Regions from separate parts of the Homo sapiens genome. Here all the other regions are linked to region 3. A link is a loop called in an ENCODE intact Hi-C map of the cell type or tissue named here. Cell type or tissue: HepG2. All regions are shown on one strand.

Evidence for each region. A loop is a pair of places that touch in the nucleus more often than their neighbours do. Peaks named below come from ENCODE experiments on the same cell type or tissue, not always from the same donor. Only the 100,000 strongest peaks of a DNase experiment are listed, where the experiment ranks them.
Region 1: a loop joins it to region 3, with 10 times the contacts of the local background. A loop is called at or near these places in 4 of 110 quality-filtered maps.
Region 2: it touches region 3 in a loop (7-fold over the local background); 2 of 110 quality-filtered maps call a loop at or near these places.

The regions. Positions count from the first base shown.
Region 1 is chr21:15,479,275-15,487,274 of GRCh38, forward strand. No RefSeq gene overlaps it. Among named protein-coding and RNA genes, the nearest start is that of USP25, 250 kb to the right of the region's middle. RefSeq lists a silencer at 3,889-3,938. In HepG2, a CTCF peak has its summit at 4,086 (motif pointing left); a DNase peak (open chromatin) is centred at 4,067.
Region 2 is chr21:15,436,445-15,444,444 of GRCh38, forward strand. It overlaps LOC101927745 (a long non-coding RNA gene), which reads right to left. Exons shown (of 6, transcript NR_188238.1): 1 at 7,930-8,000; 2 at 7,580-7,637. Among named protein-coding and RNA genes, the nearest start is that of USP25, 290 kb to the right of the region's middle. In HepG2, no CTCF peak of the experiment used is centred here; DNase peaks (open chromatin) are centred at 4,837, 6,437 and 7,977; H3K4me3 peaks cover 2,981 bases.
Region 3 is chr21:15,137,197-15,145,196 of GRCh38, forward strand. LOC107985483 (a long non-coding RNA gene) reads right to left here and starts at 1,411. Exons shown (of 4, transcript XR_001755094.2): 1 at 1,261-1,411. RefSeq lists a silencer at 3,192-3,486 and an enhancer at 3,192-3,486. In HepG2, no CTCF peak of the experiment used is centred here; a DNase peak (open chromatin) is centred at 3,475; H3K4me3 peaks cover 429 bases.

The sequences.
Region 1 (8,000 bases), 340 kb after region 3:
CGCACTATTTGTCTTTTGAATCCATTATACAGAGTGAGTGCAACATTTCAGGTCAAAAGAAGATCTGTTCCCATAGACTGAACTACCATGTTCTTTTTCCTAATGATAATTCTAGTGAAAATAAAACAACAGCAAAATGTGTGTGTATTAATGAATGTGTGTGATCTGAGCACATACAACACAAGTACAACTAGATATAAAATAGGTAAGCAGACAAAACCTTCAGTGAGGGTTTCCATTATGATGCAACATAGGAAGTAGCTATAGTGTAATCTGTAGAAGCAACAAAATGTAGCATTTATTTCATCCCTTCTATGCTGCATGCCAATGGCAGACAATGTTAAAGGAGCACAGCTCTCTGTTCTATGAAGCCCAGGCCAGGCCTCAGCATCCTTGTCAACCCAGCACTGGAAGTAGCCACTATATAAACAAATAAACAATCAAATTTTGCACTCGATTTGAGAGCTACTTTCTATCAAACACCAGCAAAAGATTTCTGAATTTTGAATGGTGGTGAAAACTCTCCAGAGATTTTTTCCTTTTCACTAAAAGCCTGGTGAGATTATGCGTTTCCTTTTTGCTTTCTTTTCTTACTCTCCTCTGTCTTTTCTTGAAAAAAAAAATGTACTAAGCACTAACCACAAGAACCTGCATGTGTCAGGTGCTGGAGATAAAATTGTGAACAAGGCACAGTGGGAAAATTCTAAGTAATGTCCAGCACTCATAACCAGTCACTTCTGGAAAGATTTTCTTCACTTTGCTGAAAGCTATATGAATCCAGTTTCATCCTACCATGTGGCAATTTCTACCCTTCTCTACCCCCACCACCCCAGTTTAAACTATATCATCTATTGCCTGGACTGCTGTAGGAGCCACCTTGGTAAATCTCTACATTCACTCGGATCCTATCCAATCCATCTTCTGCACAGGAGTCAGAGCAATTACATACAGGGTCTTGTGATTCTCGTGCTTAAAACGCTCCACTGGATTTCCCCGGCTCTTTAGATGGAAGCCAACACTCCTAACACGGCGGCCAAGGCCCTGTGTAATTTGTTCCATACCTGTTTATTCAGCTTCATCTACCACCCCTCTCTTCTTCACTGTCTGTTATCCAACCACAATGTTTTTCCATTTCTCAAACTTACCCTTTCTGCCTTGCAGCTTTGTAGCCTGCAATACTATTTTCCCACTTTGCCTTCTAGTTAACTCTGTCATCTTTTAAGTTTCAGTTCAGAATTCACTTCACCTACTGCACACCCAGCTACTTTTGTATTAATTTCATGGTATCATGTACCTCTCCTTCTTTCATCACATTTAATGATAATTCATGTTGTCTGTTTGATTATTTGATTAACCTCTGCCTGCCTCATTAGCCTATTAGCTCAATGATGACATAATGATTGCAAGGAAAATGTCTGCTGTGCTCTTAAGTGTGTTTGAGCGTGTGTGCACGCACGTCTAGCACATAGTAGATGCTCAACAAATACTAGTGGCATGGAGGCAGGAGGAAACAACTCACTGGTTGCATGAATGAACAAATAAAGATAGGAGTGTTCCTGTCCCCAGACCTTACAATCTAATGGGAAACAGATAATAAATAGACAATTTGAAGACAGTTTGATGAGTTCTGTGAGAAGACAAGTATAGTGTGCTACATGCAAACATAAGAGGGATACTGAATTCCAATTTGAAGGGGCTACTATAGTAGAGATGAAGAGGAATTATATAATCAAGAGTTACAATAGACATATTTACAGAAATGGAGCAGTTTCACATATCCAGCCCTTGCGGGGCTATGTATAGTAGTAAATAAGAACAGAAATACAAGCTGTGGAAATTCTGCTGCAAAGGCTGTATTTTAAAGTCTGAACTCTAAATGGTTGCAAACAGAGAGAGACTGAGAATTCTTCCAATTAGCACATCTGTCTTGACTCAGGAAGTGACTACACTGAGGCAGATCCACATAAAAACAGAGAACACAGAGGGAAGTCAACCTATGATTAAAAAAAAAAATTCAAATAATGACACAGTAAGAGGATCAGGGTCAAAACTGAAGATACTTTCCCCCTAAGCTGTGCATAGCTAGAAAAGATTAGTAGGGGCTGGGGGCAGTGGCTCACACCTGTAATCTCAGCACTTTGGGAGGCCGAGGTGGGCAGATCCCAAGGTCAAGATATCGAGACCATCCTGGCCAACGTGGTGAAACCCTGTCTCTACTAAAAATACAAAAATTAGCTAGGCGTGGTGGCAGGTGCCTGTAGTCCCAGCTATTCTGGAGGCCGAGGCAGCAGAATCGCTTGAAACCAGGTGGTGGAGGTTGCAGTGAGCCAAGATCGTGCCACTGCACTCCAGCCAGGCAACAGAGTGAGACTCCGTCTCAAAACAAAAAAAGAATGTAGAAAAGATTAGTAGGGGACCCAGGGATCTCATTTTAGTTAAAGCTGAGCACGGTTTCTGGGCATTTCATACATGTATGCATAGATATGCTTTATATGCATAATTGAATAAATTAAATATAGTTTATTGTAAATTACAGATGGGTCATTCTGAAGTAATCTTCTTTATTGCCGTTGCGAAGTCTCAATTAAAAAAAAATTAGTTACTGTTAAACATATATTTGGACACAAACAAATCCAAACAGCACATGCAGTTGAACTCCTGGATAGCCAAGCCAAGCAGCTCACGTTAGAGGACTGTGCTTGAAGAAGATCTGTTCCTGATGGTGAGCGGACCACATGTCATTCACAAGTACGTATACCCTTCAAATAGCTTTGCTATAGATTTGCCATGTAGCTTTCAAGGCCAGAGAAAGGGGGTCCCCTGAGGGTCTTTCTTTTTTTTTTTTTTTTAATAATGGAGCCCATGAACACTAGTGCAGAATGTAAATGTGAAGTCACAGAACCCATTTTTCCTAACTGTGATCACCCAGATTTTGCTGTAGGGTAGCAAATGACTGCAGATTCCAGGGGGAGAAGCCAAACAGCTCTCACTACCCTGAAAAAATGGAAGTCAGAAAAAGCATTCAACAATGTCACCCTGCTGCAAGCATGTTAGGAGCTGTCCCCAGAGACCTCATCTTCCTCTTCATCCTCAGCAAAGAAAATTAAATGTCACTAGTGAGCACAGAACCTCCCTCATTTCACCATTATCTTCTCTTTTCTAAAGATGCTTTATGTCCTTTCTGAAAGTACTAAAGAAATCCTTAATGATATCTAGAAATAATGTTTCTTTCTTGCACCCAGAATTTTCCTGCTCTTTGGAAAGTAACACTTCACTCTTTTTTTTTTTCTGAATTATTATTTACAGGGCAAGTTGACATTTTAGGACACAAATCAGATTATCAAGTTTAGTCTTGGTGAAATCACCTTATTATTTGTAAGAAATACCTGTCTTCAGTTAAAGCATGGGTAATCATTAATGATAAATATAATGTTATTTAATATGTGGTATGTAATTGGAGAGTGCCATAGGTGAGTGCAGACAGAAATAAACTAGTTTTCAAACTAACTGGCTCTACTCCATCTAGCTATGTGTCCCTAAATAAAGCACTTAACTGCTCTGTGCCACAAGAGTTTGCCACAAAACACAAAACTAGTAGAATCCTAAAGATCTCAAAAAGCCTGTATGTTTAAAAGAATGTCACTGTAACTTTGGGAAACTTTAAGGCACTGAACATGTTCGATATCATCAGAAGCTAGAAAAAATGATTAGGATTTTTCCTTTAAACTTTATACATTTGTGTTTTGTCTTGGTTTTGAGTATTTAGTGTTTTTTTCATTTTTAAATGAGCTTTGTAGTTAGTGCATTGGCCCTCAGGAACGATAATTTATTGTTTTTGTTTTATTTTAGGTTAAAGTAAAATTATGAGACTTCATATATTTCTGAGTGACTTAAGACTGTTCACTGGGAAACCACAGCTTGTGCACGATAGCACTGTGCTTGTATCAAGTGACCTCAGAGCTTTCCTGCATAGAATCCTTCCCCAATGCTCTTAATTTTCTGCGCTTGCAGGCAGGCCTTAGGCATCTTTCTGACCATCCTCGCGTATCCCAGAGTGGGCCTCGGTCTTTGCAGAGGTGTACCACCGCCCTCTGCTGGACAGATTGCAGCAAGTAGCCTCAGAGTCCCTTCTCAAGTGTGGGTTTCCTGCCCCGCCTCTCCTACACCATCAGACCTGAGTGGACATGTACAGTCTTCACAAAGGGTTAGGTGAAATTGATAATTTTAGAGGTTTGGGTATTTTACTAAAGATGCTTTGAGTAACATGATAAACAAGCATCTGACTTTTTAACTTGGGATTTTCAATGATACTCATTACAAACTGACTAGCATTCACATTTTGGAACACTCATTCCTTTTGACTGATTCAGCACACTTCGCCAGGTATTCTCCAATCAGAGAACTATTTTTATCTCACATGAATTAGAAGAGATGGTTCCTAACAGATAAAGATGATATTCCAATGAGATAAACCTTCTCCTTCTGAGTTAATTAGACATTGACTGGTAGGCTGTATTCTCAATCATTTTGCCATCAAATATTTTTTGAAAACCTACTACACACCCAGAAATCTTTTAAGTGTCAGGGATATAGCAAGAAATACAATACTTTAAAAAGATATATGCCAGTCACCTTGTATCTATTTCTGACCTGCTGAAATATAAGTTCTAATGGGAATACAACTAGAGTGACCAACCGTCTTGGTTTTCTCAGGATTCACAGGCTTCCTAGGATGCGATATTTTCAGTGCCAAAACAAGTACCAGGAAAATTGAAGGAGTTGGTTATGGTAAATACATCTCTACCATAAAAGATTGTAAACTACACTAGCATTTATTGAAAAATAGCCTTTCAATAGTGTTAGGTTCATCCTTAATACTATTCCTCTGAATAGTTTCTTCTCATTAAAAATGTGTTGCAATTTATAAATTACATAAAAATTAGTCTATTGAATTGTTGTTTGCAGAGCATTTTCTTATATACAAAAGAGCTGAGCAAACCTAAAATCATAAATTCAAATTTGCTCTGTGAAAGCCAAGCAAAGTAAATACCGGAAAAGCCAACCTCAATCTTGTAAGATGCAGAAAGAGCTTAGATTACCTATGCAGAGACACTTTAGAACAAAAGGGGAAATTAAAACCAGGAAAAGGTATTTATTAATGAAATCCCTGAGAAAGACAAACTATCAATCAGGTGATAACAAACGATAAAAGCTTAAAACTGGAAGATCCTAAAATTCACCCATTTTCTATCCAAACAAAACATTTTCTCCAGGATTTTGATGTTATTTATTAAAGCTTGAATACATCTTCTGACATATTATTCCAAAAAAAATTAGTCTTTATTTCTCACCAATAATTGTTTCCCATATTTTATTTAAATATGATCCTCTTAATTTTCTTAATTTTGCTTTAGATAATTTTTTAAAAAATATATAACTTCATATATCCATGTGTCGTTAGAACTAAAACTAAAATTCAATATTATTTTCTGCTTGACATCTGCTAAGAATGGAGGGTCTCAAATGGTCTAACTGCAAGTTCCCCTCCTCACTTTGCTTGTGAGAATAAAGCTCCCTAACTGAATAACTCTCCTTAGTGAGGTGACCAGGCACAATTTCTGCCTATTACTGGGGAGTAGGTTTCAGTTCCCAGCTAGCCTATGGATTTATTCAAACAAGCCAATCACGTCGTCTTGTGGGAACCAGGACATCATGCCCTCTTGATACTACAAAGCCTGCTCCCACAGCCCCTGGTTGTTCACTCTGTTCCTGGTGATATACTCCCTGGCATGCAGTGTCCTCCTCTCCTGGGCTGTGAGTATATGTGACTAATAAATTGCTGTCTATCCCATCTGTCCAGCACCAGGTATTGTGTATATGGCCATCACCTTAGCCCTAGCGTGGAAATCCCTTCCTCACTAATGGGGTAAAGAGGAGTCCATTAAAACAACCCATACCTATGATATCTTATACAATGCTACACAATTCTCCTCAGTCTTCTATTTTCCAGTGGTTTCCACTCTTATCCTGCAAAATCACTGCTGAGGTGAAGCTAGAAAATCATTGAAGTATAACAAGACATTGAAATAGGCATACTTTTTGATTGAGTGCAAATGAGGCTCTTATAATCACTGTTGAGAGATGAGTAAACTCAAAGCTTTTAAGAAGCTAGTTGCTTCATAAGAACTATAAGTGACGATTGGGGGGACTAGTATTCAGAAATTTTTGTAGACAAAGAAAAGTTGAAGGAAAAATATGCATTTGTTTAGCAAAGATTCTATTTTTTAAAAATCCAGTTCTAAATTTTATATGCTAAATGAGAAGCTGCTGTGTATGTTCACAAATCTACAGATAATTTCCTTCTCTGTTTTTATAAATGGTTTAATTCTTCTTTCAAACCTAAACTTATATGCCAGAAGTTGTAAGAACAACAAAAAAAAGCGACCATCCGAGTTTTAATACCTTACTTTGCTCCTACTCCCTGTGAAATAAAGAAATTGATAAGCAATGGACTGGTTACAGGTGGACATTAAGAATTATTCATAGAAAGTTAGCAGTGGAAAGGACATGAGGAACTCCCCAGCCCAACCATCCAGCTCTCACTGAATTAATGGATGTGAAAATGAGGTTCAGTAAATTGTCTGTGTGTCAGATGTCAGTGTCAGGCTCTCTAATTCTCAGCCCATTTCTTTTTCAGCACCCTTTGCCCCTCCCCCCACTTAAAATTAATTGAAAATTGACTAAAGAGCTTGGCCAGGTTCCTAATGTGGTAGCTTAGCATATTCACTGAATTGCAATGTAATGCATTAAGAAAGTCGTTCCTTTCTTACCCTGGTTCAGACACATTTCTCTGAGAATCTGAAGGACCAATACAAGATATGCCAATTAGAGAGTTCAGAATTTATGACGTCCATGGATTAACTAATCAATAATGCTACTTGGTATATTTCAAATTTAACAGAATTTGAAATGGCCTATGGTTACATATCAAGGAGGCATAATTATACAACATATCAAACATCTGTAGGATCAGCCCAGACTAGAACTTACCTATGCATATTTCCTGCATGCATGTGACAGTGTACACTACAAAGAATAAAGTCACCCAGTGGAAGCAAGAAGTACAAATCCAAACTGAACTGAAAATAGAGCTCTAGGAAGCCTCAGAAGCAAGAAGCTATTGCACAAGATGGATCCTTGGTTGAGAAGGGGATTCTTTGCAAGGTTAGACTAGATGAGACCAACCAGCTCAAATAAGTTGAATTAAAGGATAGACCAAATAGCTAGGAGAACTTACACACACATGCACACACACACATGCACACATGCATGCGTGCACACACACAGGCACACGTGCATGCATGCACACACACGCACACACATGCACACACCCATGTGCACACACACACGCACACATACACAAGTACACACACGCATGTGCGCACGCACACACATTCTTTTTTAGAAATTACGCAACTCAGAAATGCATCTCTAAATTATAGGGAGAAGAGAGGAAAAAAATACAGGTTTTGTGTATCCTGGCATCTCCAGAAAATATTGAAAAATGAAGACAGAAGTTCAGTTATTTTTTATCATATAGATGTTTTCCTTTTTCGAATTCCACATTAGGTTATGAAATTCTACTCTTCGGGATTAGAAGAGTAGAATCATATAGATGTTTTCCCTTTTTGAATTCCACATTAGGTTATGAAATTCTACTCTTTGGGAAAATTGCAAAATAAAATGAGAGTAATTTCATGGACCTTCAACCGTGATGAAATTCTTACCTTGAAAAGCTAAGAACAGTAAAGTAAATGATTGAGCAGGTAGGGCCTCCACAAGTGGAAGACTTTCCCAGCCAAATATCAGCAACAGCCAAAAAGACTAGGCCATTTCCAAAAAACTAACTCAACAATTAATAGTGATTTATTACTCAGGAACCTGACATTAATTAAAGCAAATTTAGCAGTATCCTTATCACTTGAAGTTGATGTTATTGC
Region 2 (8,000 bases), 300 kb after region 3:
TTTCCTCAAAATTAAACCCAGAGGCAGTTTGATGCAGACAACTTCTTTGAGTTTCCCATAACCAAAAAATATATATTGACATTTGTGCTGGACTGCAATAAATGCATGCCCTGCTGTGCCCACCCTGATCCTGTTCACAGGAAACCCCTGACAAACAACTCCAAGCCTTAGAAAATCTCTCGTTTCTGGTTATAGTCTCTTAAAGGATTGTATAAAACTTAGAATATTTTATCTGGCTTTTCCCTTTCTTCAGGGAAAAAAAAAAATCTCCAGTGAATGATATCACTTACACAAAAAGAACAAAATGCATTTTTTTTTTTTATTTTTTAATGACTTTCTTTTAACCTACCCAAACTGCATGCTAAGCCCAAACTTTGTAATTCATGGTCTTAGAAATGTTATGTTATCAGTTCCCTGTCCCTTTCATGGGCTGCCCCCTTTCTACTCTTTCAAGAGCCTGGTAAGTCATATGATTGACTTTCAAACCAAGACTGGTTGATGTGAGTAAAGGAAATTGAATTGGAATACAATCACCCCCTACTGCTCTGAACAGTTTTTTGTGCATCTAAATATGATCTGAATTTCAGATATGGTTTTCTATTTGACATTGATTTTCCTCCAGCTTATATGTGCTACATCTTTACCTAAATTGAGTTGTTATCTTCTTCTGCCTTTTTGAACTTCACACTATAAATTAACTATTATCCTACTGAAATAAATTCCTTTGCAGATTTTATGTATATGGAAGGAATTTCAATTTCATTTGAGGATACACATTGAGTTATTATGTCCTATAGAGTAATTTATTGATCTTTGGGAACAAAAACCTCCAGTATAGTATCAGAAGAATTTTACTGTTAATTTTTAAAATAATACTTCAAAATTCACTCTTAAGGGAATATATGCTCACTCATATCAGTAAAATAAGGAATCAGTTGGATATGAGAGGATAAAAATCTGATATTCAAAATATGTTCTTACTCATTTTAAAATAAAGAGATCTATTAACAAAATACAGTGAATTTTGATAGCTTATGAGACTGTCGTTTTGACTAGAAATGGTTTAGAAAATTAATCTATTTGTTCCTCTCCAGCTTCCATTATAAATCATTTCTTCTGTCACCTCAAAGTTAAATAATAGTCTACATTGGAATTAATGGATCCAAAACAAAGCAATCATTAACAATTAAGTAGATTTAGATTAAAAAAATAAAAATAAATCCTCATTCCAGGAGATAAAAGAAGTATATGTGCCTTTAAATTAATAATGGCACAAAAGTATTGGTGATATCTAGACTCCTTCTCAAGGAGCAACAGGAAATTTCATTGAAATCAGCCAGAATTACAATATGTCTCACTCTGGAGGTGAAAAGGAGACAAAGTTGTAGTTATGTAAAGAACCATAGAGAAATTTACTCAGACAACCCATGAAACATTCATTTTTTAAAAACTGCACAAAACTGAAATCTTCTACATCTTTTCTGCTCTTAGAGTTTGCTGTGTTACTTTTGGAATTTATACTAATCTAGAAATCATGGCCATGTTTGGGGCCTTAGGTATCAAAAGACCTGGGGATTCCGTTAGGGGAACCTAGATATGAGTAATTCTTTCCTACTGTTCTTGTGTGCACGTTTCTGTTGCTTAACAAAACACATGCTGAAAAACCATACTTGGTCAAGAGGTAGATTTATGACTGTTTAGGAATCTACCACATGGAGCATGGGGCCTTTGTGGTTAAATACAACTGAATGACAATAAGGCAGTATCACAAAGCAGGAAACAGGCCTTGGCTCTCTTCAATTTTAGGTTATTGGGATTTGGAGAGGGAAACTTATGCCTCCTGCCAGACATGATTTTTAAACATTTTTAACTTGGTTTCCCGTTATCACTTTAAAGCACTTTGTGCATGAAGGGTGACATTTATGTGGCAAGTTATATTTTATTATTAGGTGAAAATTTTTTTGAACAAGTGAAAACATTTGTCTTTAATAGTGATTAAATGCCCAACAAGTTAGAACCTTTACAGAGAACAAAATGAGCTAAGTGCAAAAATAAGTTTCTAATGTTGCTTCTAAAAATAAAAAAATAACAAATGAATAAAGGAGATAAATGCACCAGGGATTTCCAAATTGGAAACTCAAAACATTTTTAAAGCTAATTTAATAATTTATTTTTAAAACCCTACAAAATAACAGAATGAAGATATTCCCTCCAATGTAAGGTATGCAGTTATTAAAATACTGATCAATTATTTGCTTTTGTTGTTTTCCTGTTAAAGTTTCCTTTCGTTGACTGTTTTTACCCTGGCAGCACATCTACTCTGCATACATCTCTGTTTATTAATCAATGCAATACCCTCTCTTCAGTTCAGTACAGGACCCATGAAATATTTTAAACTTGCTCCTTTATTGGGTTAAACCTATTTGAATGGAAAGAAATTAGCCATTACAATTCTGAGAGATCATGTCTGCACACAGCAAATCACAAGAAACATTCTTTGGGGTCACTTTTGAGGTTTCCTTCTAAGTCTTTGAAGCATATCATTGGTTACAAAAGGAAAAAAGACTAAATTTTCAGTATTAGGCAGAGAAAAAAAAATTTTATGAAGCAAATATTCATGCAGAATGTATTGATAAAACTTGGGAGTACACATGTAGCCATTCCATAAGTACCCCACTTTTTTTTTTATTTGTGTTCTTGGTTACATTAATTAAATGAGCTTAATCTCATACTCTAATTATTATCTCTACAGTTTGTTTTGTAGCAAAAAAAAAAAAAAAAAACTCAAAAAACACAAACAAAAACAAAAACAAACCCTAATGTAGGAGTTTAAATGTGTTATTTTTTGAGAAATATGAAATTCGTCTTTGGCATTAGCTTCAACTTTCATCCTAGAGTAGTTAATGGGCCTAAATCTAATTATTTGTAAAGTTTGCTTGGATGATTGGTAGATGATAAAGCAATATACACTAATTAGCCACAAGGACAACGACATGAGAGATGAATTTTACAGATACATCAAAAACTTATCTGTGAATGGAATTTTAGAATGCTTTAAATAGAGCTATAAAAATAGGTGAAACAAGTTGATTTAAGTTGGAGTTCTTTATTATTCATGGAACTATAGGAATTTTTTTTTCTTGTGGTACTTAGAAGTTTCAGTGTGTTATAAAGATTTTTTCTTCTACCAGATTGCATCTTCCTTGAAGGCCAGACCCATGTCTGATTCATATTATCTCCATGTGTCTAGTAGATTTCTCTCTATAAATTAGCTATCAAATATTTGTTGAATGCAGAACCCATATGCCATCCTTTTGCAAATTAGAAATAAAAGCATGCATTCTCCAGAACGTGTTTCTTAAAGCACCTGCCTCTCTTGTGTCCTTTTTGAAATTAATCACATGAATTCAGAAATGAGAAGGGATAGTTTTATGTTAGGTCTTTTGTAGGAAAGTAATGCACTGTGTCAAAGTTTCTTAAATTCAGGCTTAACCACTGGACTGAATCATAAGTACAAAATGTGCCATGGGATTAAAGGTCTTATTTTTTACTGTACTAAAAAATAAATAACAGTTTGGTAAAATGGTGTAATTATAGTTTCTTCTAGTATTTGGATATTAAATTAGAGGGTACCATAATTCAGGAATGATGGCCTTTTCTTTATCTGAATGTGTCTAGATAGAGGGCCCTGTGTTTTGCTGAAGACTGTAATTGTTAGTGTACTTATAATAATTCTCTAGTCACTCATCATCAGCACCTAAACAGCTTGCCTTGGAAAGTTATGAAATCCCGGAGTTAATGACCACGCTTAAATTTTGGCCAAGCAATCTAAACTCTTATCCTCAATTTTCCACAGCAGTTGGATCCATTCTAGAGGTAAATACCTTAGAGAAGAGAATTGACTAGGAGCAAAATACATGCAAATATATGTTATATAAAGAGCATGATAATTCCTCGCTTTACTATTTTTTAAATGGAAATATACTTTGTCTCAGATGTCACAAATTAGTGAAATACTTTGAGAGAAATATAATTTTAAATATCTCTAAATTCTTATAGATAAATGTCCTCTAATTTGTTTCTGAAATGCCAAATCTAACTTAAGCAATTTATGACCACTATTTTATCAGTGCTTAAATTTAATTTTCCTTCTTCATAGTTAGTACCCACTGTACACATTTCTATATTAATATACATACATATTTAAATTAATGTAACATTAAATCTATAAGCATAACCAAGTTAATTATAACTATGTGATAAAATATGCAAATTATTTTTTAGACAGTGACTCTTTCAAATATCCAACTGAATTATATAAATAAAACATGAATGACAAATTTTTTAGTTGTTTGTCACATATTACAACCATTCTATATGTTATTCATTTTCCAAATATAAAAGAGTTACCATTACTAGATGGAAAATTATATTCAGAAATGCAGACATGTCCTTGGTAGGAAAAAGATAGAAACGCACAACGAGCTTCACTCACTAAACCAAATTTCTTAAATTTCAAAAAGACCCATTATTCACAGGTCAAATTTGTCCCTTGATCAGTATACAGAAAACAATAAGGTTTAGTCATAAACAGTAAAGCAGCATGTCTGGAAGGAAAGAGACTAGAAATGAAACAAAATGAGATATGGGCCGTCTAAGGCTACCCCAGTCCTCACTTTCACCCCCCTTCACCTAGACGAGTACATGCTGAACAAGCACCAAAAACAACCAATAAATGAAAGGAAACTCAAAGGTCACTTGGGGTCATTATTTTCACATACCTTTGAATAATGAGAGCATCACATGTCAGCCAGAGGAGAACAAAATGTCACATTCTCCAGCTAAAGGTTGGCCTTGGTCAAAGGTCACAGAAGGGAGGCCAGGAAATAACCTAAGAGGTTAGGCTGGGTGCACAAAGAAAGGTCACCAAATGTCAATGAAAGCATGCAGCTGTTTGGAGATGAAACAACTGAGGCACCCTTTTGTGCTGACATCGGCTAGAAAAAATGTCTCTGCTGACATTTTTTTTAGCTGGCAGTTTTATAGGACATTGACATTAATGTACCCAACCCCGAATTAGCCTTTTAAAAAGCAACAGTTTGGAAGTTAAGTGCAGCAGTTTCCAAAAAATCATAACTGTGACATTTTTATTCCAGATGATTAATACAGCAATGGACTTCTAACACAAAATTTAGATTTGATCTGAGCTCTTTCATCACGACAATGTGTTAGCAACTAGGCCTCGGGACACAGGTAACAATCAGTAACTAGTATTTTTATGTTTTTAAGAATTATTATTATTCCTTTAACTAAAAGGTATTCAGAAACCTCACCTTATTACAAGGTAGGAAGACATGAGTGATTTCCACATTTCACTGGGCCTAGCTGTTGGCAGCTCTTGATCTAGTAATAAAATCCATTCAAAGGAAAGAGAAAAGACTGAAAAATTTGCAACCCCATTTTAAAGGAATTCATGCAAAATACTTGCAGACTAAATCTTAATCTATCTGAGTATTTCCATCTTAAACATCAGCCCTAAAAGTAACAATTCTTAGAGAAGTGGTGGTAGTGTTCCCAAGTATTCTCAGACATCAAACTCTACAGGAAAGAAGTTTAGAAAAGATAGGCACCTTGAATTATTCATATACTTAACTTACAGTTGATCCTTCCTAGCAGCTTCAGTTTTCTGTGTGTATGGAGGTCTATTTTATACACACACACCTGATATTCATCCAAGATTAGCAGCTGTTTCCAGATAACATTAGAACATTTCACATCTATAAACATCCTTTACTGATTCACAGGCACAAGACCATATTTTAATTCAAGACATACTTTTCAGTCCTCAGGGTTCTGACAAGTGGCCCCAATTTACAACTTAGGCAGCTCCAATTTTTTCCCAAATCTTTTTCAAACAGTTTCCACATCCTCTTAAAAAAGAGAACATTGTGGATTTATACAACAAAAATAATAATAATAAAAGTTGGCTGGGTGTGGTGGCTCATGCCTGGAATCCTTGCACTTTGGGAGGCCGAGGCGGGTGGATCACCTGAGGTCAGGTGTTCGAGACCAGCCTGCCCAACCTGATGAAACCCCGTCTCTACTAAAAATACGAAAAATTAGCCGGGCATGGTGGCGGGTGCCTGTAATCCCAGCTATTCAGGAGGCTGAGGCAGAAGAATTGCTTGAACTCGGGAGGCAGAGGTTGCAGTGAGCCAAGATTGCACCACTGCACTCCAGCCTGGGCAACAAGAGTAAAATTCCACCTCAAAAAAAAAAAGTTTACACAGAAACAAAACTCTAAAGTTTATTTCACAAACAGGGGCCATCTCTCCCTAAAACCTCTATTCCGGGTGAGTCTCTTTTTTGTTTGTTCCTCCGTAAACTTCCAGGGAGACTGCCAAACAGTAATGCTCACCCCGGGGTGACTGCAGGACTCACCCAGAGACAAAACTACCTTCCTACCTAATGGGCCCTAGACATATGAAGCCTGTCAGGAGAACATCATAAATCATGGAGATGGGAAGAGAGGGGGCAGGAGGAGCCACACAAACCCTTTGCACTTAGGAGAAAGAGTTATTTAACACGTCAGGGAAGTGCATTTAATAAATGAAGTCAGTGACTTGAACATGTCATATTCGATCTATATGGAGGTTACTGAACTTTCTTTAAAAAGTCATTTTTATGCTGGTTGCTTTTCTTATGAAATTTTCTACACCTCTAGTGTATAAAATGGATGTGTAAGCAGCTGATTGAGAAATAGCTAAGGTCAAAGTTAATAAGGAAAGCAGAAGGTCTAAAAGCAGGCTGCCTTTTTTTTCCCCTTTGAGTTCAAGAGACTCCATATGATTTGGGCATGACATACTAATGTTTCTGACATCAGGCCTTTTTTTAAATCTGCCTTCAAATAACTGATACTTGGGTGGTAATGAATGTGGAAGATGTCTCGTTGCTGGAATTACAAAAATGAACTTTCCTCTTCTGATTTCATTCATGGGCTAGTTTTTATGAGTAAAATGATATCAAAGACTTGGAGGGATGGAATATTGCCTCAAAATGTCAAGACAATATAAGTTACAGAATGTACAAGTTGGAGAAGAAAGAAAAGGGTGGGAACATAGAATTAGGTGTCCCTTTAAAAACAAAGAAGAAAGCAAAATACTCAGCAAGTATATAAACAAGTACAAACTGCACATCTATTTTGGAAAATGTTTTTGTATCTCCAGGCTTTCTGGATCCCTTACATTTAAGTCATGAGAATCTCTGGGTTATTTTGTCACATAAAAGAGTATAAAACCCCCATCAAATCAACAAATAGGTTTGCTCCCTCAGATGAGATTTAACTGAAACTTGGAACAAAAACAGTGAGGTTCATCAGATAAACATATGCCAAATTTAAGACTTCTATCTGTTCTTAAATGGATGCTATAGATTGTCTGCAAGAACTACTCCCTTCAACTTCAGATGTGATAAAGCTTGATATGATGCTCTTAGACCTTGAAACAGAAACCATATGTGGCAATAAACAAACAAACAAAATCCCTGGATACTGCAAAGGAAAAAAAAACAGAAAACTTACTCGATTTTAGAAGACTTGAAAAAGTTGTAATTATCTTCCTTGATGTACACGGTGTTCACTGACAGGAAAAAAAAAAGAAATCTCAGCACCTAAAAACTTATATATTTGCACATTTATGTTCAAATTATTCTCTAAATGGCTTGAAATAATTGCCTCTTCTGCTTTGTATTAACTAAACTTTTTTTTTTTTTTTTTTGTCAAGTCATGGTTCTTTTTCTAGTATCTGAAAATGTGCCAAACTAAATGTCAGTGCCTTCATAAGGAAGATTTAGAGTTCCTTTTGGAGCAGATAGAAGCCTCAAATGACAAACACGCTTATCCTGAATGCCCCTCCTGCTGGTGTGACTTACCTCAGAACAAGGTCAAAGAAGCCGCCAGAGAAGATCTACGATTTGTTTGACTTGACATTCCCTGGTATTTC
Region 3 (8,000 bases):
CGGAAAATAAAAGAAATTAGCCAGGTATGGTCACACACACCTATAGTCCCAGCTACTCAGAAGGCTGAGGTGAGAGGATTGTTTGAGCCAGGGAAGTGTGAGGGTGCAGTGAGCCATGATTGTGCCACAGCACTCCAGCCTGTGCAACAGAGCGAGACCCTGTCTCAAAAAAAAAAAAAAAAAACCCCAAATGTGATAACCAGTAACTAGACATTCATGCAAGCATCAGTACTGTGAACCAGCAACTAGATGACATTAAAAGAGTCATGTTACTCTTTTCATCCAGAGCAATTCGTCTTAGATAATCAAAGGCAGTTAACCTTAATTTGTGCCAAAGATAAATGCAAAATTATCACCAAGAAGAAGTTGTGGGTGGAAATTAGAAGGTTTTGCAGTTGATTGATTATATCGAGCAATAATTCGTTGATCTGACACTGAACTCTATCTAAATATTTTAATATTAGGCCATATTTACCACTATTCTCCATTCCTGTTTTTTTTAAATAGTAATACTATAAATAAGAAATCAAAAGTGATTAGAGGAAAGGACTTTTGACCAGAAATTGCAGGAGAGATTGGTGTGATGGTCCAGAGAAAGCTAATCAACAGCAACTTTCTTAAAGAGTCTTTCTGCCCCTCTTTATCACCTCCCTACTTTCAGTGTGGCAATGCCTCTGTCCTTGCTATTTTCCTTTTCTTCACTTCTTTTCTTCAATTTTTCACTCTGGGAATTAATGACTATTTCTTCCAAAGCATAAAAGATAAAAATATTGGTCCCGGGAAGTCTAAGGGAAAGTCTCTGTCACTCAGGTTGTTGGTACATATCTTTCTGCAGACATTTGTGTTTGCTGATCCTGTCCTGTGCTCCTTCTATTCTACAGCAAGATTACTGTCTGGTTTCCCCATCTCTTCTCTCCTGTTCCTCTGTGTGTGTGTGTGTGTGTGTGTGTGTGTGTATACAGGGAGAAGAGACCAAAAAAATATGGAAAATTAGAAGGAATTGTTGTTAGGATGTCCATGAAACACTGAACTCATATTTATACATTTTCACTCATTGGTCAGGAATTAAGAATCAAATGGGGTAATCATGTTTGTTTCATCGAATTCATCTTATTCGAAAAAAGAAATTCAACAAACCCTGCATTTCTCATCTGTAAGCTTAGATTATTATAGTAGATATGACATAGTTTTATTCTTGTATCTTATAGCAATTAGCTATGTAAGCTACAGTCACCTTTGCTTGCACTTTGTTAAACCTACCTGGAGCAGGTGGCAAGATTCTGGGATCGAGAGGCAGGTGGAGGAGTTGGAAGGGTCAATTCCCGTGTTCTGCCTGGGGTAACTGAGACTGAATTTGGAGGCCATGTCTGCAGCCCTGGCTGTCCTGAGTGTGCTGCCAAAGCATCCGACTGCATTGCTTTCAGGGCAAAGGTAATTATGTGTTCTGGAGAAGCCCTACTACTTTTCAGATTGAGCAAATCCTGAACAGGTGCAGCCCTAATCCAAGGCTTTGGGAGGAGCTGCTGGAGACCCAGCTGCGGGTGCTGGCACGCTTCCAGAGGAAAGCAGGAAGCAAGAAGACTGTTGCGGGAAGAGCCAAAAGTGCAACGTTTCAGTACCAAAAAGATCGTTGGCACAGAAACAATGAAATGCATGGCCTGGCCTTTTTTGTCTCCCTGCCATCTTGCTGTAAAATGAGGTGGTCCCTGGAAAGCCCAGCACAGGAAAGCTAGATATATAGAGTCTGTGGATCATCCAGTGATGACGCTGAACATAAAAGCTGGAGATGTGATGTTTCCAAATAATTTATATTTGTTTTAAATTTCCCTCCTTTTCTTATAAATAACCCAAATCCAGATACTAGGATAAATGACTGGATCACATCCCCTTGTCACGGCAGGCTTGCAAAAATATATTAGGAACGAGGGAGGGCAATGTGCACAGAGAAGACAGACCTGCTCCTGTACCTTGTCATTTGTACTCCAGTGATGAATTTCTAAACTACGTATTTGAGCATGTTAATGAAAAAGAAAAGAGCAAAGGAAAGAAAAGAGAAGGGGAGAGAGAAAATGACAAAAGAACAGAGGAAAAAAAAACACTAGGCAAAAACCAGAGGAAAATGAGGCAGGAATATTAGGTTGGCTAACAAAGTACGTTTTGGTCAACCGGCTTTGGCATAAACGGACTTGGTGCCTGGGAAATAAAGCAGATAGGTGAGTGGGGGGCTGAACCACTCTGGAAGATCTAGATGTGGTTGGGGAATGAGGAATTGTCAGAGAGAATTAGGGGTATTTATTGCATGGTACCCTAGACTGGGCTCCAGGACTGACCCCTTGCTGAATGAGAAGCTAGACACACAGGCGTTTTTTAAGATTAAAAGAAAAATGAGAAGAGGGTGACTTGGTGTCTGAACTAAGCTCAACTACTAAAATAGACAAAATAGCCCAGTGGCGAAAGGTTAATTTGTTGGCCCCCAGACCCTGAAGCAAAGCTTCAGAGGGGGCCCCTTTGATCTTTGCTGGTTACTAAATGAATAGCCTGTAGTCACCACCTCCTGGGTCCCAGAAACCAAAGACTACTTATTGATCAGTATTGAACAAAATTTGGCAATTGAAATAGTAGCAATATATTATCTGGTTTTGGGGAGGGGGATGGAAGTCTGAGTATTTTCACTAGGACTAGTATGGATTTTGCAGGTGGTCCCTAATGCTTAGCTCACTAACAATCTCACTCTCCCTTTTCTAGAGCTCAGACCCTCTCTTTAAATAGCTAACCCTTCAGGCTTACTGAGTATCAGTTACTGATTTGTTGAAGTTAACTACAGTGTGTTTATTTGGGAAGGAGGTTACTTGAACGTGCCCTTAAATTGCTTTGACTTCCAACTGCAACAAAACACGTCTTGGCTTCTTTGGCTGAGGGGATGATGTGTGTGACAGGGGGCACCATCAGTTAACTCCAGTGCCACTGTGAGGCTGAACGTGCAGAAAAAAAATAAGGAGAGAAGGAAAAAAATGGTAAAGGAAAAGCAGTAAGTGAAAAGGAAGATAAAAAATAGAAGAGTTGACATGGTGGGGAGAGGTGAAGTGACACCAGTCGCTGCCTGGTGTGACATTTAATGGCATCAGGATCACGGTTACCTTCTCTGAGGGTAAACCAGAGAGCACTGTGCCACCTCTGGAGTCACAATTACAAAGTGACATCTCTGCAAGGGCCAATTTTGAACAGGAGAAAGCCCTCCCCCAGGGACGATGAGCCCATGGTAGCGGCAGATAGTGCAAACAAGCACAAATGCCCATCCCCATGGCAGGCATAAGGGGGAGAGGGATCATATTTTAAAGCTCCATTAACAAAGAACTTTACTCAAGGAGGAACTGTTAATAAGTAATGAAACAAAGTGCCTGTTATGGAGATTAAATGCTCCTGTGTCGAGGTACAAAGTTCAGGCTGCAAAGTGCAGCTGTCACCCTGTCTATAACCCCACGGCAGCCTTAGAACCCCTGGTTCAAAGTGTGTCTTGCTGCCTTCCTGTTACTAGGCTGCCTAGTGCAAGGTCCAGCCAGGGTTCACAGTTCAGCGTCTGAGGCTCTGCTGACTGCCTTCTTTGTTTAACTTGGGCAAGCTTTTGATAAGCCAGGGACTGCTTATTTAAGGCGATTATTACAAACAACTGACAGATTATTTTCCCAGATTCTTGCACTTATTCTTCATATGCAAGTTTAAACGAGTCCCAAACTATAATTTCTTGAGGATTTGTGTGTGTACAAAAGTAATCGAGATAAGGATGTGTGAAAGACTAGGTAAAAAAATCTATTTCTAAGGAATAACTATGCTCCAAGCAGACATAGAAAACCAAGGTCCTTTGAAGTAAGGACTCGTGAGGGCAATTTCAAGACAGGTCAAAGAATTCTCGTCTCTAATGATCAAAGATCAAATAAATACCAGATTTACCCTTTAAAATCAAGCGAACCCTTTCCTTGTTTAACAGTAGATCAGTGTTAATTCATTTCTGAATAGAGTCTCCCTCTGTAATTGTTCTTTTTATTTGTCTACTAAAAATTCAGAGGGAAACTCACTTTTTTCAAATAGTTTGCTTTGCTCGACCTAATCCTAGCAAAAGCCACAGGAAGGTGGAAAACCGATAATTAGTATTCCCATTATGCAGATGAGGAAACAGACTCAAAGAGAGTGGCAATTTGCCCAGGGTCTTCGAGTTAGTTAATCTTACAAAACCAAGACCACAATCCATCTCTTCAGCCTTTCCTCTCAGCACTTGTTTCAGAAGCCCACTGCTTCCTCTTAAGTCCTGACACCAATTCTATTTGAATGGCAGTAGTTCTTTTTCATTTCTCACTTTTATGGAAGTGAACGGAGTCTAAGTAAAACACTAGAGGCAGGCAGTTTGGGAAATGTGATATGAAAAAGCACTCCAGGTAAGGTTTAGGGAAACAGGGCTTGACTTTGTGATGGCCTCGTGCCAGGCACCTGTTATTCATGCTGCTTCTCCTGGCCACAAGTGCCAAGGGGGCAGGATTTTCAGCTAGTTGCCCAGTGGGTCGTTCAGGGTGCTGCTCCTTCTGGAGATAGCATAGATTAATATTTTACCTCAGAAAGGAGTATAGCTCATTGGTGATACATGAGTGCCCTACGGGCTTAGAATTTAGAATAATACTTGCTTATGACGCATAAAAGCAAACTAAGATTTCCTTGTCTCATATTTTCTCTACATTGGCATAGAGTTGAAAAATCATCAGCAGTTTTTTTTTTTTTTGTTGCTGTTGTTGTTTCGTTTTTGAGACAGGGTCACGCTATGTTGCCCAGGCTGGAATGTACTGGTGTGATGATGGTTCACTGCAACCAACCTCAACCTCCCAGGTTCAAGCTGGGCTCAATCGAGCCTCCCACCTCAGCCTTCTGAGTAGCTGGGACTATAGGCGCACACCACTGTGACTGGCTAATTTTTAATATTTTTTTGTAGAGTACGGGGTCTCACTATGTTGCCCAGCCTGGCCTTGAACTCCTGGACTCAGGTGATCCTCCCGCCTTGGCCCCCTAAAGTGCTGTGATTATAGGCATGAGCCACCACACCTGGCTGCAGGTTTGACTCCATTGGCAGATACATATTAAGGCCTACAATGTCCCAGATATTTACTATTAATTTGTAGATGTTTACATACGTAAATATTTTCATAGTTATTGAGCCCACACTGTATGCCATGAAGAAGGCATAGATAGAAATTCAGATACATCCTACTTCTGTCCTCAAAGAGCTTGAACTGTAGTAGGAAGGAAAATGCAAAAATGTACATAGCAGGTGACAACAAAGAGATACAAGCAAAACACTAAGAGATAGAAAAAAGCAGTGAGAGTAGGAAGTGAGTCTTTATTTACTGAGCACCTACTTAGGGCCAGTCTCAAGAATGAATGTTTGACCTATTTTAGGCTTTTAATCCACACAACCACAGCAGGGAGTAAATATTATCTCCATTTTACAGATAACTATATTGAAACTCAGAGGGGTTAAGACACTTGTCCAAAGCCATAGAACCTATAATGAACAAAAGTGGGTTTGAACCTATTTCTCCAACTGAGCTTCATGTAGACAAGCAGATGTTGGAAAAAGAGTCAGAAAAGAAGAGAAAACAAATTATTAGAAAGGAAGGAAGACAATAGAGATTTTATTGTATCCTGAATGGCAAGATAGAAGGGATTCTCTGGGTGATGGTAGGTGTGATAGAAGCATGGGGGCCAGAAACTAAAAAGTGAGGCCTAGACGGGTGGTGAAGTAGAGGAAGCATGGTGGAAGCTCTGAATGTGAACTCCTAATTCTTTTAATACATGGCAATAGGGAGAAGGGGTCGAACAAGATGCATTATTAAGGTCATCTTTTATGGGCTCCCTGTTCTTTGGACCCATCTACAAAAAAGACTGTACTTTTCTCATGCTATGTATATGTTCTTATATTCTTGGAGGATGGCAGCTATCACCTTACTTAAGACACACCCTAACCTAGATCTCTTGCTACAATCTCTCTCTTCAGATATTGATTTGTGTTTCCAGGTGCCCATGCAGTGTGTCCAACTGGTCAATTCAGAGACACCAATATCTGCTCCTGCAAACCTGTTCCTTCCCTACATCCCCTACCTCAGACCATGTCATCCTACCACTTTAGTCTCCCATGTTATCAACCCTGACATTATCTTTGATGCCTTTCTTACCCCCACTCTGTAAATTCAACACATCTCCAGTCTTCATAGTTTTAACCCTGAAATGTCTCCAAATACATCACCTCCTCTTAATGCCCCTGCTCATACTATGTATTTTTATACCATAGTCTTATGTCATCGCATATGTGTAAGAGACATACTTTCATATGAGACTTTGGGTCAAGTCTTCATTATCTCTTGTAGTGATAAAAGCATGGTTGATCTAATCTCTGTCCTTCACAGTTATACTCCGCTCTGTCTTTCCATTACTACTGTTACTAGAAATGATTTGTAAAGTGTAAAGCAAGTGGAGTCAAATCTGGCAATGCCTCTCTCTTGCTTTGAAAACATTAATAAAGGCAGAGGCCAGGTTCAGTGGCTCACTCCTATAATCCCAACATTTTGGGAGACGGAGGCAAGAGGACTGTCTAGTCTCTACAAAAAATTTAAAAATTAGCCAGGTGTGGTGGTGCACACCTGTAGTCCCAGCTATTCAGGAGGCTGAGGCAGGAGGACCTCTTGAGCCCAGTAGTTCAAGGCTGTAGTGCACTATGATTGCACTTGTGAATAGCCACGATGCTCCATCCTGCACAACTTAGCGAGACTCCATCTCTAAAAAGCAAAAAAACAAGCTCTAGTAATTCCTATATCTTTACAAAAAAAGTTAGCAAACTAGTGACCATAGACCAACATTGGCCCACAGATTTATTTTATTTGGCTGACACAAGTATGGAATCGTTGTGTTTTAAATTTGTGTTAGTTGTCAATATTTAAAAGTTGAATATTTCACATAAACATTGAGATTTCTGGCTCTGTTGAGAAATCAAGATCAGTCAGCACTGGGCAGGACTCCCGCAGAGCAGCCACCAGAATTCCATAGCAGCTGCCTGTTACAGAGGGGCATTCCCTCTCCGGTTTAACCCAGTCCTTACAATCATGTCATGCTATAATGGGATGTGAGTGGCACTTTACCTCCATAATGTTTCTCCCCAAAGCCATAAAACCCTCGTCTAATCATGAGAACAACATTAGAAAAACTCCAAGTAAGGGGCATTGTACAAAATTCTTACCAGCATCCCTCAAAATTGTCAATGTCCTCAAAAACAAAAAAAGTCTAAGAAACTGCCACAGCCAGGAGGAAACTTAGTCAATAAATGTAATGTGGTATCCTGGATGAGATCATGGAACAGAAAAAGGACTCTGGGTAAAAGCTAAGAAACTCCAAGTAAAGTATGGACTTTATTTAATAATAATGCATCATTAAGTGTTTATTTATTCATTTATTTTGAGTGAGAGTCTCACTCTGTCACCCAGGCTGGAATGTAGTGGCACAATCTCAGCTCACTGAAACCTCCACTTCCCAGGCTGAGCAATTCTCCGGTCTCAGCCTCCCGAGTAGCTGGAATTACAGGCACGTACCACCGCGCCTGGCTAATTTTTGTATTTTTAGCAGAGATGGAGTTTCACCATGTTGGCCAGGCTGGTCTCAAACTCCTGACCTCAAGTGATCTGCCTGCCTTGGTCTCCCAAAATGCTGGGATTGCAGATGTGAACTACCTACCATGCCTAGCCTATTTGTTTATTCATTGTAACAAATATACTATGCTACTATAAGACGTTAGGGGAAACTGGATATATAGAAATTCTCTGTACTATATTCACAACTTTTCTGTACGTCTAAATCATTAAAATGTTATTTTTCAAAATAAACTAATGGCAAAAGTAAAATGTAGGCAAGCTATTTGTTGACCTCTTTCCATTGTTCTAATGCCTTTGTTTCTCTAGTCTGTGTGTTTT